Regions from separate parts of the Mus musculus genome. Here all the other regions are linked to region 2. The links are chromatin contacts, found by Hi-C or POLR2A ChIA-PET in ENCODE. All regions are on one chromosome and are shown on one strand. Each heading gives the region's core, a stretch centred on a gene start or an enhancer-like site at or near the end of the contact. The rest is flanking DNA. Distances are from core to core; before and after follow the strand shown.

Region 1 (4,810 bases), core at 597-3,096, 52 kb before region 2:
AGTCACCAACTGGGGACCACGGACGCCATATTCAGTTGCCCTAATAATGAATTTTTAATAGCATTTCTTCCACGTCAGGATCCAGCTGAGGGTTAGAAACGCATTCCCCGCTGCCTCTCTTTAACCTGAAGCACACACCCCTTTGTCTTCACAACACCTGAGAAGAATTGAGCTCCTCCCTTTTAAAATTAATGGGGCCGTTCCATCTTGCCTTGTCTGTCCTTTCCTCTGGCGACTCTGCTTGAATCAGAATGGCTTATGTTTCACTCAGCCAGAAAGTTCCCTGAGACGCTCGCTCTCTGAATATCACATCTGAAGGTGCCAAGTTTAGTCTCATCCCAAAGCAATGCCTACTTTGTTCAATAAAAAGAAGTCACTCCATTCTCCTTGCAACTAATGTTTCACCTAGAGGAAAACATTTTAAGACCATCCAAGTATCATGACCTACCGCAAAATTCCCCTTTCCCACCCCTGTAATAATCTCGATACTTGAAAAACTGAAGCAGGGGGGGATCATGAGTTCAAAGCCAGCCTGGGATATACAGTAAGCTGCATAGGATGAAGGAAAAGACAGACGGGGTGGAATAAAAAGGACGAGGAGGAGAAAGAAGAGGAGAAGAAGGAGAAAAAAGAAGAGGGGGAGAAGGGGCAGGGGAGAGGTAAGAAGAAAACTTCCCAGGTGTCCATGATGCCTCCTTTACATGCCTTATATGTCCTGACAGCTGCAGCATCCTGACTGCAACATTCTTTCCACACTATTATTCATTCATTGTCAGCATTCTTCATCGTTTGTTCACTGGTGAAGTAGTTAGGGCTAGTACACACCCTGCTCTTCTTATGACAGATCCCTATGTCGCTCCTGTACTTTATTTACTCTGGTACTCAGACTTGGCCAGTGGGGGCTCCTTCAAGCCGTCAACTATATATTTTTGCCATATTTATTTTTTTCTCACTTTTATTCCTTTACTTTCTCACAATAAAAATGTTCTGGCCTTACCCTGCATATGTCCTGTCTCTGTTCTGGATGAGGTAATTTGTCCAAAGGGTCCTGGGGACTTTTCGGGGAATAACAGAGAGCAAGATTCAGAATGACTGGTTTCCAGTCAGTCTGCTTCACGTCGCTGATCTTCATTCTAAATATGAGCCACATGGCCCTTTCTGTTATAAAGTAGATAATTTGAGCGGGCTCATTTCCATTGTGGCAGCTAAATTATTGGTAGATCTTACCAACTGTTAATCAAGGGTCTACATTGGATTAAGATGGATCCATTTCAACTACATCCGTACTGCAAGCAAGCAGCCTTCCTCTGTGGTACTGCCCTTACCCCCTTGTCATGCAGCCGACACAACCTGTTGGCAGCATGGCTAACATGCTCAAACTTCCAAACTCTTGGTATCACAGCACCCTGCTTTCTTTCCTCTTTCTGTTCACTACCCGAGGCAGCTGCTCCCTGATCCTAGAGATCTCCAACCCCAGCACTTCTCTTCCCATTACATAGCTGTGCAAATTCCAGTCTCCACAGCCCTGAGCTTACAGATCTCTTATCTCCTTGCTGAGGCCCTAGGCTCTCCCTGTGTTAGTCATGTCTATTTTGGCAGAAAATAGGCACAGGCCAAACCCCAGGACAGGACAGCAGGCTCTTCTCGTGAGTCACAGTCTTGACTCCCTGACGGCCATTGCTAGCGGCCTCATGGATGGAGAGCTGTACTTTCTATGGAAATGTAAGATCACCTCTAGCTGCCTCTCACCGTTTCCATGCCTTTGGCATGAGGTAAGGCTGCGCTGGGAATGGTGAAGGATCAAACTCATTCAGCACATTTTAATAAAGTCTGTAAGCATTCCAAAGAAAGTCACTTTCTGGCACCGGCTCAGCTGTGCACCTGTTCATTTGTTCTGAAAACCCTCAGTATCCAAATCGCTCTCGAGGAGTGAAGCGATTCCAGATGAGATGACAAAGAAAAGCCTCTCTTCGTTCTAGGAAGCAGACACTCATTGCATGGCCATCCACCTCTCTGACAGCTGTATTTCCATGACTCTTTCTTCAAGTCACAGAAGGAAGGTCTCCAGCCAAAGTCAACGAAGCTAGTTGCTAGGAAACATATTTCCTGTTTATGTGTGCATATTTTGGAGCGACTCAGTTTCTGATGTACTTTCACTTTTCTGTTTTTACTTCTAACCACACCTATCTACAAAGAATTTAGAAGTAATCAAGAAAAAAGGAAAGAAAAATTGCAAACCCAGACACAAAGTTAACTGGAAGAAAATCAGAAGAAAAAAATATTTTTGTCACATGCTATAAGGAAAGAGAACTTTGCAATAGTAGGAAAACAGAGAAGTTGTCTTTCCCTGCCTAGGACAGATCCAAACTAACTGTGCACACGCGCACATACACACACACACACAGAGACAGACAGACAGACAGAGAACGAACCACAGCAGTGGATACCTAGCACTACTGTCTCCGCAGGCTTTTCTCCAAGTGAGAACTCCTCACTGCAGCCAATCTATTCCCTGCTCGGGCAGCCTGGTTTTTCTTTGGTTTTGCTTCAAATGGCCCAGAACTTAAAAAGCAAGTGTGATGGAGAGGTGCTGGCCTGCCCATCTTCTAGGACCCCTCAGAACACCTTCTCACAGGTCGCCCTGAATCTCCAGTGGAATCCTGTTTTTCCATGAGTCAGCATGGATCAGCTTGCACACTGATTCTTCCGTGGGTTCCCACCTCCCAGGAACTGAACGGGAGTCCTGTGGGTTGATCATTTCCACACCAGCTCTTTCTTTCATCGTTCTCACTTCCGGCCCCATCTCCTGTGAAGAACATTTTGCCTCTCTAGCAGAGCATCCTTCTTTCTGCTTTTCCTCTTAGCCAACCCGCTGGAGCATGACAACCCTGGGAAATATTTTGTGATCTCTATCTGAAGCAGGCTTGGTGTTCTCTCAGCACATGGCCACCTTTAAAATAAATAAAGGCAGAGCTGTGGTGTTCACTTGCACTGTGCTAAGCATGGATGAACACTCTGTCTCCAGGAGTTCTTTCAAGTGGATGCTGTTACCCTTAGCTCATTTCACAAATGACCACACAGGCAAGGAGTTACAACAGAATCCCAGCATCACAGGCAGCAAGTGGCAGAGCCACAGAGCTTCGATGCATTTCACTAGCAATGTGAAATATACTTAGCTGAAAATTCAACATGATAATGAGAGATACGAGGAAACAACCCAGAGCATCAATGGTGACCTCAGGTCATCACTGAAAGGACAGGAAGTGTCAGCTCACTGGAATCCTTCATCAGTGGCCAATACCCATAAACTAGGTTCACATTAATTCTCAGAATATAGGCCAAGATGTGCTACCATGATAGCCTCTCTATGGAGCGCCCTTCTTTCTGCTTTTCCTCTTTGTAACCTGCTGGAGCATGACAACCCTGGGAGACACTTTGTGATCACTATCTAAGGCGGGCTTGGTGCTAGGAGAGATGAGCAATTTCTAAAACACAGAAATATATACATGAATCAAAGGAGAAAACAAGGCAGTGAAAATTGAAGATCTGAAATTCACACAGAAAATTTAATCTAGGAGAAAAACAGAAAACACACAACAAGGAAACCCCATTAATGTTTTAAGTATGCTCTGCTCTAAAAAGCTATAGACAGAATTTTTCAAACCCTCGGCCACAGGGAAAATGACAAAGCCCCCCAGTCCCCAGGCTGAAGTTTAGAGGGAGCCAAGGCCTTCTTCCAGTCCAGATGTGATGTTGATAAGTGTGTACAAAAAACATCCACTGTAGCTACCCCCCACCCCATATTTATGTCTAGTCATGCCCCTACCAAGATTAACTAAACCTGCCTCCTGGATCCAGGTGTAAGCCATAGCCCTGCTTCCTCACTCTCTGCATGTGGTAACACCTCCTCTGTGCTCTCCTGTGTGCAGTTACCTGGTCCACCCACTCAACCATACATAACAAACACACTGAGCATCCAGGATGCTACAGTTCCTCCCTCAGAGAGGCCAGGCCACAGGACCCCTGCTTTGCTGTGTGTGTATCCCTGGGTCTGCCTTTTCTTCATTCCCTTGCTGTTATAGTCACGTCCATCCCTCATCCCCAGGGCCATGCTGAATGCCGCACACAATAAAACTCCTGTGTTAATTACCAACAAGCTAACCTTCAACGTTGATATTTCAGCAGAATATGCAATTCTGCCTTATGGAAGTTTCGTAACAGAACACATAACCAACAGTTGAAAGCTTTAAACTACGGACCTCTCATTAGGAAAAGCCCAGCTTTGACAGTGCTATGAAAATCAAAATCTCCCTGATTCAAAGCACGAAGTCTTTCCAAGAGTAACACACATAAAATTCACAAAATCTGAAGTGAAGTAACACTTGCTTTGGGGGATTCAAGGACCAATTCAATATGTTAACCACAAGTTTTTCGGCAGTACCTATTTCCCAGCAAGTGCTTAATAAGTATTAGTTATTGGTACTGACAAATAATTGTAACCTCACTCTTGTCAACTTCAAGCTATTCTATCTCAGAGTCTATTAAAGACAAGAGCCAGGAAGGCAAACATAGCTTCACGATGAAAAAGGAGCAGTCATGTGTTCAACCACACAACTAGTGCATACTATCCACTGTCACGACAGGTTCACAAGACATCCACCAAGCTTCTTCATACAGTATGTGCTACGGATCGATCCTATCTCTCCTATCCCCATCCTTCCCTTCTCACCCTTCTTCCTCCTCCATTTCTCCTCTTTATTTCCCTAGAGAATTTCGCCTCTACATTCATTTTATATTTTTAGACCTCATT
Region 2 (4,259 bases), core at 1,576-4,075:
CTTTAATCAGAATCTGTGTCGCAAATTTAACCCCTTTATTTCCTGGTAGCACTTTTGAGGTCACCCACTATGCAATAATTTCTCTCTCTCTCTCTCTCTCTCTCTCTCTCTCTCTCTCTCTCCACACACACACACACACACACACACACACACACACACACCTTCAGCCAACAGAAATTCATTAAGAAATACAAATAACAGTTATCAAACACTGAGTGCCAACATCATGTTGGCTCCAGGATGAAATTTTAATAACTGTTGTCCCTCAAGAACAGAATCGAAATGTGCTTGTCTTTAGTGGTTCTCTGGCTCCTTATCCAGGAATCTATAAATAGTGCCGAGCTAGGCTCTAAGCACTGAGCACGAACTAATTCTAGCAAGATCAGAAAGTGGTGGTTTTTGCACACAACTGTAATAGTACTCCTTCTCAGAAAGGGGGGGCGGGGATTGTTTTCCCTTTGCTGGCCCTCAGAATTCGTAAGTCTTTTGAAAATGCAAGCTTCTTCAGATAAGCTGAAGAAAGCCAAGGAGGTACTGAGGCCAAGACTTTGAAAGTGGGTATACATGGCAGAAGCAACAACTACAATAACCCACGGGGATGGCGCTACGCAGAAAGCCTGAGGTGAGCATGGCTCAGTTAGTGCGTCACCATCCACAGGGCCCCTCTTGGCATCAAAGGTCCTGGTGGGCACAGCTCATGTGGGTCACATCAATACCACAGAAAGAAACAAGGAGGCTGGCTTGGAGGGTATGACAAAGACAGAGAAGTCCAGAGCAAGAGAGGAGTTACTAATTAAGCAACGAAGGCCCCTTTCTTAACAAGCAAGAATTTGTGCTTTGTTTATATTTATTTTGGCTAAAAAATATTACTGGACTGTAGGAGTCTTCAAGAGACAAGAGTGACTTTGTAAGCATAGGGAACGTGTGGTCTGGGGTCCACAAAGGCTCCTAGAGTGTGTCCAGGGCAGTTCAGATGGGCAGTAGACTGTTCAGCACTGAGCCCTACACATCTGAAAGGAAGGATCACGGATGGGCAAGTTTTCCTAGCAATCAGCATGGAGACAGGGTTTCCTTGTCTGTCTGGGTATGGAAGTGATAGACAGGCATTGAGGAGTGGCTGTTGCGCGTCACCACAGCCTTCTGAAAACAAGGCCTGTTATCTAGTGACCGCCAAGGCCAGAAACATATCTTACTGCAAAATGACCAAAGCATTCCTCCAAACAGCTGTGCGTGGATGTAGACAGTGGGTACACCCCATATTCAGAGAGAAAGGAATTGATCACCAGAGAATTATGAAATTATCCATGGCTAGTTAGCCTATTTAAAAAAAAAACCATTCTGTCCTCCTAAAGCTGCTTCATATATGCAGAGACCTGCTCTCAGAATTAAAGCTAAAACTCCTTTCCCTACCCATTGGTAGTCTGAGACTGTGTGCTTTGTGGGAGCATTCTCTATGAATAAAACTCACAAGTTTAGCCCAGCTCCCTGGGCTGTATTTATATCTAATCTCTTTGGGCTAGGAATGTCCTTTGTGGGTGGTCAGCAGCAAATAGATTTAAAGTCTATTATTCTGCTTGTTATGGGAAACAACTTAGTGTGTCTGCTGCATTTTAATCTAAGGATTATATGCTTAGCCTCTGGAAAATTCATTTTAGAAACATCAATAAGAATCTTTTTAAGCATTTTTTTTTAATCAGGAGGCCTAATTATCATTTACACATTTATTGGTACTTAAGGCCCTGACATAAAAAGCCTTGAGCCCAAAAAGGCGAGGCAGCTGTTGCAGACTTAACAAGAAGCCAGTATTCTCCTGGGACCATCTAAACGTATACCACACCTTGAAATAGAGTTAGAGTGGATGCTCGCCCTGCAAGTGCGTTTGACCAAAGCCTGATGCTGCAAATCCTGACCTCCTTTTGTCGTTGGTTTATTTGGTTTGGGTTTAGGTTTTTAAGACTTCCAAATGGACTTTAAGTTAAATGAGCAAATACATTTAGTGCCTCTCTTCAAAATTCTCAACACAAAAACCATTATTTCTTTGAAAAAGGCATAAATCTTCTAGAACAAAGATAGCAGAAACCAGATAGTAAAATCTTCAAGATGTTTTAGAGGTGAAAAATGAAGACAATAGACTTAGCAGACCAAAATAAGACACATCTTCTAATATGTGGAGCCCCATTCTGCCTCAGAAAAGACATTCCAAAACCATCAGGCATATAAAACATCTAACGTGAAAGACAAAAGAAAGGGGAAAAAGTGCAACTTGAAGCAAAAAATGGTGCAGAAAAATAAAATTTCAAAGGTAAAAAAGTTAATCTCTGAATATCTACTTAGTTTATGAGACCACTCAGGGGCTATCAGCAACTGAAAATAAAATAAACCTGATAAATTAACAACTTTAGAAGGGTTCCAAGAAAAATGTAAGTTATCTTTGGGAAGAGGCGTTCAGAGGCAAGTCAAACATCCTACAGCAGGTCCAGAAGGAAGCTGAATAGACAATGAGGGAAGCCAATACTGCAGCCCGGAACATAAAAACAAAAGGAATGAGCGGCTCCTTCCTGGTGCTGTGAACTCTGTGCCTTTCTGAGCTCTGCCCAGGCGCAGACAGAAGCAGGGCTCACAACTCCATGCTACCTACAGTCCCTCCCTGCAGGTGAGTCTGCCTGAGGACTCAAGATAAACAGCCACTTGACAAAGCAATAGCAGAGAGAAGAAACACCATACTCTGTACTCAGCTAAGTAAGTCTCTCCTTAAACAAGACCCCGCACCAGCAAAGGGTGCAGCCCACATTGGGTTTTCTTGCTTCAGTTAACCAATTAAGAAAAATCCTCCGCAGACAGGCCCAGCGCCAACCGGAGCCACCCCCTCCCTCTCGGAGGCTCTCTTCCCAATTGCTCCTAGTTTTTGTCACCTTGGTAAACTCATCATCACAGTGCTCTTTGGACACCAGCAAAAGACAAACAAACATAACCGAAAAAGCACATCCCAATCGCGGCAGGTGATCATTAAACTGCTGAATGCTTTCATGAACGATGTCAAAAGACACAATAGAAGAGACCCTGTAAAGAACTGAGAATCGGCAGGCGCTAGTGTTCTCACAAGGAGCCGGAATGCTAGGAGGTGAGCAACGCCCTTCCTATCAACAGCTCAGTGATTTCCAGCCAGGAACTCTACACCTAGCCAGGCAATCAATTATACATGAGTGTTACACTCTCAGGTATACAGCAGCTCAGAAGTCTTACCTCCCATTTGCAAGTTGTTAGAAAGCTTGCAAAATTAGAAGGTAAAAGAAGAAAAATCAGAATATGGGCTGGGGAAAGGAGGAAAGCCAATCAGAGACATGATACACATGGACTACTCAGAGAGGACCTAAGAAAGAAACAGCAAGCCCATAGCACCGCCCACAGCACCGCCCACAGCACCGCCCACAGCACCGCCCACAGCACAACAAGGGATGGCTCCAGGTGTGAGTCCTTCAAGATGAAAGTAGTATGTGTTAAAATACTGCCAGAACCCTCCTGTATAAAGCTGTGGTTACTCATACATGTCTTTAAAAAGTGACTGATTTTTTTTTTTTTAAATCAAGATGCAATGTAGCCAAGCTGCTAAAACAAGGCATTCGTGGGTCCTATTTACACAAAACAAGATAAACCACCAGGTAAGGAATAGCACATAGGGACTGGGCCCTTTAAAACAAACAAACAAACAAAACAACAAAAACAATAGCCTAAACTTTTAAAAGAAGACAATATTGCATTCTACATCAAGCTTGACAACTTGCAAAATACATACTTTCATGTGAGCCTCACCACTTAAACTTAGCAAAGCTGTGCCAGAGACAGGAAGCTCTTTATAGTTAGTTGTATCTAGCAAGTTGATAACACCTGCCGCCATCGGATCTGCAGACTCTAGACTACAGGGAACATGGCATGCTCTAATTGAGTCCTAGACTTATGAACTGCTCAGGACGGGAGGCTGGGGACTATAGAGGGAGGAACGGAACCTGCTGGGGATTGAACCTGGGTTTCTCTCTCTCTTGGACCACTTATTACACATCACTCTGTGTTACATCACGTGGTATATATTTTCAAATAGTCAAATTCATGGAAACAGCAAAATGGTTGACAACAGAGCTTAGGGAGTAAGCAAAACCAGGAGTTGTGTGGTACAATTAGTGTTTCGCACAATCAAAGAAAATGAGGCTATCAACTTGGAGGTGGGGAAGGCAATCAATAGATGCAGAGCTTGGGAGGAAGGA
Region 3 (4,352 bases), core at 520-3,019, 45 kb after region 2:
GATCACTCAGACCCCTCATTCTCTGGACGAACCGCGTCCAGAGCTACGCAGATGCCCCTGCAGGCCTTACCCTTTAACACCCCCACGCGGTGAGGACACGCGGGGTCTCAGAATAGTCGCGAGCCAGGGGCTGTTACACCGCCTGGGAAGGAAGGGGCTCGCTCCTCCGGGAAGGGGGGTCCCACCTGTTATGCCGTTGGGGGTCATCGAGGGGCCGTGCTGAAGGGAATCCCAAAGCCGCGGACTCTTGGCCCCGCTGCGATCAGGCCAGGAGGTACCAACTGTCACTCTGCCGCCCAGGGTTGTGGGGGTGGGGCTGTGATTTTGGGGGTCCACCCCTAAGCACTACGGGACCTCTGGCTGGCTTCCACCTGGAAAGGTCCTCAGTCCCGGGCTCTCAGGCCCCGCTACCGTCCGCTCGCCTCAATGTGACACCAGGCAGCCTTCCAGCCCGCACGCAGCACCTCGGAAAGGTGCCCACGGACGCCTCCTCCTTCCTCCCCGCCCAAGTTGGCGGGGGAGCCCCGCCGGCGGCCCGCCCCCTCGGAGCCGGGATCGCGGCCGCCAGAGCGCTCCCCCGCGCCCACCCCCACGAGCGGCCGCGGGGGACCGCACGCCAGGTACGCGCGACACCGCGCGGTATGCGCTCACGCCCCCTCGCCCCGGCTGCCCGCCCGCCGTCAACCGAGGTCAGGCCTGGCCCGAGAGACTCGGGTCAGATCCAGCCGCTCGCGACCCGGAGGCCGGCCCTCCACCCCCGCCCCGCGACTCACTTGCACGCGAGTCGTGGCAGCCGCCGGAATTCTTTCCACGCGCCGAGCCCCGCGCCGCGGAACGAAACCGGGGCAGGGCGGCGTGCGGACTCTGCACCCGATCCCGCTCTCCCGTCCGCGTGCCAGGCTCCCGGGACGAGCAGCCCGCCCGAACCGGCTCTCCCTGCTCCCGTCCAGCCGGCAGCCCGCCGCCGCTGCTCCGGCCGCCGCCGAGCTGGCGAGAAGGCTTCTGACTTGGAACCTCGGGCTGCCGAGCATGCCCAGTCCGCGGCGGAGCCGGGTCGGCTTCCCGCGCGACGCCAGTCCGTTCCTCCGGGTGTTCCCGGCGGCCAGGGGGCGGGGACCGCGGACGCTCGACCAGGGACCCAGCTGAGTCCCGCAGGACAGCTGGCCGTGGGGTGTGCTGGGGGTGGGGACGGGGGGGGGGGGGAGTCCTTTTTGTTTCTAGAAACGGGAACTGGAGATGCGGTTCCCTTTCGCCCCCACCACCCCCCAACCACGAGAAGAGAAAGATGGTGGGTTTCATCCTCCGGGATCAGAAGCCCTATTAGGAGCCAGCCCGAGAGTTGTGCGGCAAAAGGCGGCTAGAAGGTTGGGGACACAAACTCAGCCTTGGTGAAACTACCTACGGGGACAGCTGTTGGCGAACTACACTGGCATTTTCTTTCCCACCAAGCCCAAGAGCTGCGACACTTGTGACTCCCTTATGATTGATCATTTAAAATGGATGAACCTCAAACTCTTCGGGACATTTTTCCGAAGCTCTAATCCTTAAAACCACCATCTCCCCCCCCCCCCCCCCCCCAAATCAGGGGTCTGCAGGCTTCCTAAATCGCGCAGCCCCAGGCAGCGTGAAGGCCCAGGAGTTCTCGGGAAGAACCGGGCCCTCCCCCCTAGTCCGTCCGGGCCCCACCTCCCGCCGCCTCTCGGAGCTGCGGCGAAAACCTGGAGAGCGCCGCACCAGGGCCGGAGCACTGCGCATGCCCAATGGCCCCACGGGGTGCGGGTCGCCGGCAGATCTCCAGCTCGGGCAGTGGAACCCGGTACCAGGACGGTGATCTCGCGGCAGAGACAGCAGCCTCCAGTAGCTCCGGCCTTCTGGGCCGACCGCTCGTACCACCGTGGCATGGGTCGCCCGGGACGCGCTACCCTGCAGGGTCTGGTCTGGGGGCGGGGAGGGGGGAACGGCCGTGCCTGCGAGACACGTGACTGTCCGCGGAGCTCCGGGGCAGCCATCTTCAGCTCTCCGGGGCCGTAGACGAAGAAGGGTCCGGGATCCGGGCAGACTCTAGTCCATTTGCCTCCCCACCAGGCACAGGCCCCCGCCCTCACCTGCATGCAGTCCGCCAGTCTACAGCGGGGGTACAGCGAGGGTACTGCGACGCCGGTGACACCGGGAGGACCGGCTGTCTCCAGAGCCAGAACCTAACGGCTAAGAATTGGAGAGCCGCTCTCTTGGAGCTGATGGCTTCTGCTTTTCCCCAGGGGCGGAAGTTGGGAAGAGGAGTTCCCGTTCCTAAGGCGCTGGCATCGCTCCTCCTGCTGCTTCCCTGTTCTGACCCATTCCCGGCGACGGAGGATGAAGGTGGCGAAAGATGTTTGGACAGCCGTCGCTCTCCTCCATGCTTTTCTCCTGCTGCTGGTTAGCTTGGATGGTGATGGTGTCACCTGGGGTCCTGGAATCTCTGGGCCCGCATCCTCATTACCCGAGAATTCGTTAGAACGACACATTCACGACCACACCTAAACCTACAGAATCAGAAACGCCACTAGTGGGGTCGGTCCTGAAACCTGGTTAACAAGCTCCCAAGGTGAATCTGATGGCCGCTTTCCCTAAGCAGTAGAGACCCTTTTTCGTGTATGGTGCTGAAAATTTAGCGTCCTCTGTCCCCAAATACAGTGAAAAATCGGATTTAAAATGTGTCTGCTCCTGTGTGAGCTCTTAAAGGTCTTGTCCTCTCCTGCACCTCCGGCCTCTTCACCTTAGGACACTATGCTATCGCACTTCTCAGGGAGATAAGAAAGGGTGGCCTGACGCATACTGCTTTTAAATGACAACCCACTAACCTGCTCTATTTGAGTGTCAACCAAGAGCAAGGGAGTGGCTGAGATTATAGTAGCCCCGCTGGTTATTTTCATCAGTTTGCACCTAAGAGGGAAAAAAAGGAGGCTTGCTGTCTTGAAGTAAGTACTGGACAGCCGCTGGCTCTTTGCAGTGTTACTTTGCATTTGCTGTAACCAAGGTCAAAGCAAGCGAGCTGCTGCCTGGCAGGTCATGGAATCCAGACTTTAAAATTCTCCCTCCCCACCCCACACACACTTGTTACAAGTGTGTCCCAGGCATTAGAGTTAGTTTAGTTTTTCTTCCCCTCCCCCCTCCCTGTATCTTTGAAATGTTTTTTAGGAAAAAGAAAACATTTTTCTATGAAAGTTTTAGGAGTATTCCTAATACATGAAAAGGGCAGAGTATACAAGTATTTTATACTCCAAATTTCACTCCAATTTCAGAAAGTGGTTCTTAGAAAAGGCACACATAAAATATACATAACAGAGCTTTAAGTAAATATAGGGATGGTAATCTAGAGAGAAATCCTCGCCTTGAAAGTAACTTGAATGGCGTGGTCATAAGAGATGCTTCAGAGTTGGCATACTTTTAAGTCAGTCACTGTACAAAAAATAATAATAATCAAGATGAAATGTTCCTTTTCTAGTCCACTAAACCATGAAGAACCTTAACAGGAGGCTGGAGAGGTAGCTCAGCAGTTACGAGTACTTGCTGGTCTTGAAGAGAACCCTAGTTCAATTCCCAGCACCCCACTTTGCCATTGACAACCATCTGAAACTCTACTTCTTTGGAATCTGATGCCTTCTCTGGCTGCAGAGAACACCAGGCATGCAAGAGTTACACTATATATGCAGGCAGGCATAGCATCATATATGAAGTAATAAATGACTTTAAGAAACAAGAGAATTCTAACACTACTTCTTACCAAATCATAAGAAACATTCATTAAAAATGTTTAGGTTTCTCAAGTACGTGGACTAGTATGGATAATGTTGAAACAGTAAAAATGAGTCATCCCCAAGTCAGTGTCTGCCATGCTAAAAATAATACCAACAAACAAGTACAGAGACATAAACTTCACTCGCCAAAGTGACTACTTCAAAGTTGGTCATTTCTAACGATTAATAATCTAAGAGAAAAACGCACTTCTATCCCATTGACCTGTAAGTGGCAACCACCACTTACTAGAACGTAGTCAAAGCCCACACTATGCTCTAAGGTCAAGGGGCTTCAGTGGGTAGGCAGGGAAATGTGGCTCTGTGGAAGAATCCCGGGCCACACAGCCTGAGCAGCAGGGGCAAGGCTTCACGGCCTCCTCAGACTTTTAAATACATCTGGCCAACCTACAACCTGAGTTGAAGCCAGTGCTGTGAGTGGGGACCCAGCTGCCCATGACAAGGCTCCTTCCAAGTGTTTGCCCTAAGGAACAGATCTGTGAAGAATCTGCACTGAGTTCATTCCTGTTCCTCTGCCTGAGACTCCTGGCTTCACTAATTGTTTGGTTTCCACTGATC

The links. A loop is a pair of places that touch in the nucleus more often than their neighbours do. ChIA-PET counts read pairs that join two places held with the same protein, here RNA polymerase II (POLR2A).
Region 1: POLR2A ChIA-PET joins it to region 2 with 14 read pairs in Patski. The contact joins two enhancer-like sites. POLR2A ChIA-PET finds 5 or more read pairs at or near these places in 2 of 5 experiments (Patski and embryonic stem cell).
Region 3: a map of heart shows a loop between it and region 2 (6-fold over the local background). The contact joins the promoter of 2700046G09Rik here to the enhancer-like site in region 2. A Hi-C loop is called at or near these places in 10 of 37 maps with a recorded cell type or tissue (adrenal gland, heart and left cerebral cortex). POLR2A ChIA-PET finds 5 or more read pairs at or near these places in 3 of 5 experiments (Patski and embryonic stem cell).

What each region holds. Positions count from the first base shown.
Region 1 is chr19:32,290,583-32,295,392 of GRCm38, forward strand. All of the region lies in intron 2 of Sgms1 (sphingomyelin synthase 1), which reads right to left. Among named protein-coding and RNA genes, the nearest start is that of Sgms1, 96 kb to the right of the region's middle. Within about 2 kb of position 1,847, at least 2 of the 3 ENCODE cell types and tissues checked have a DNase peak (open chromatin) inside an H3K27ac peak, as active enhancers do.
Region 2 is chr19:32,341,504-32,345,762 of GRCm38, forward strand. The region is part of intron 2 of Sgms1 (sphingomyelin synthase 1); the gene reads right to left. Among named protein-coding and RNA genes, the nearest start is that of Sgms1, 45 kb to the right of the region's middle. Within about 2 kb of position 2,826, at least 1 of the 3 ENCODE cell types and tissues checked has a DNase peak (open chromatin) inside an H3K27ac peak, as active enhancers do.
Region 3 is chr19:32,387,447-32,391,798 of GRCm38, forward strand. 2700046G09Rik (RIKEN cDNA 2700046G09 gene) reads left to right here and starts at 1,770. Exons shown (of 2, transcript NR_033198.1): 1 at 1,770-1,930; 2 at 2,259-3,738. Sgms1 (sphingomyelin synthase 1) reads right to left here and starts at 1,066. Exons shown (of 10, transcript NM_144792.5): 1 at 774-1,066.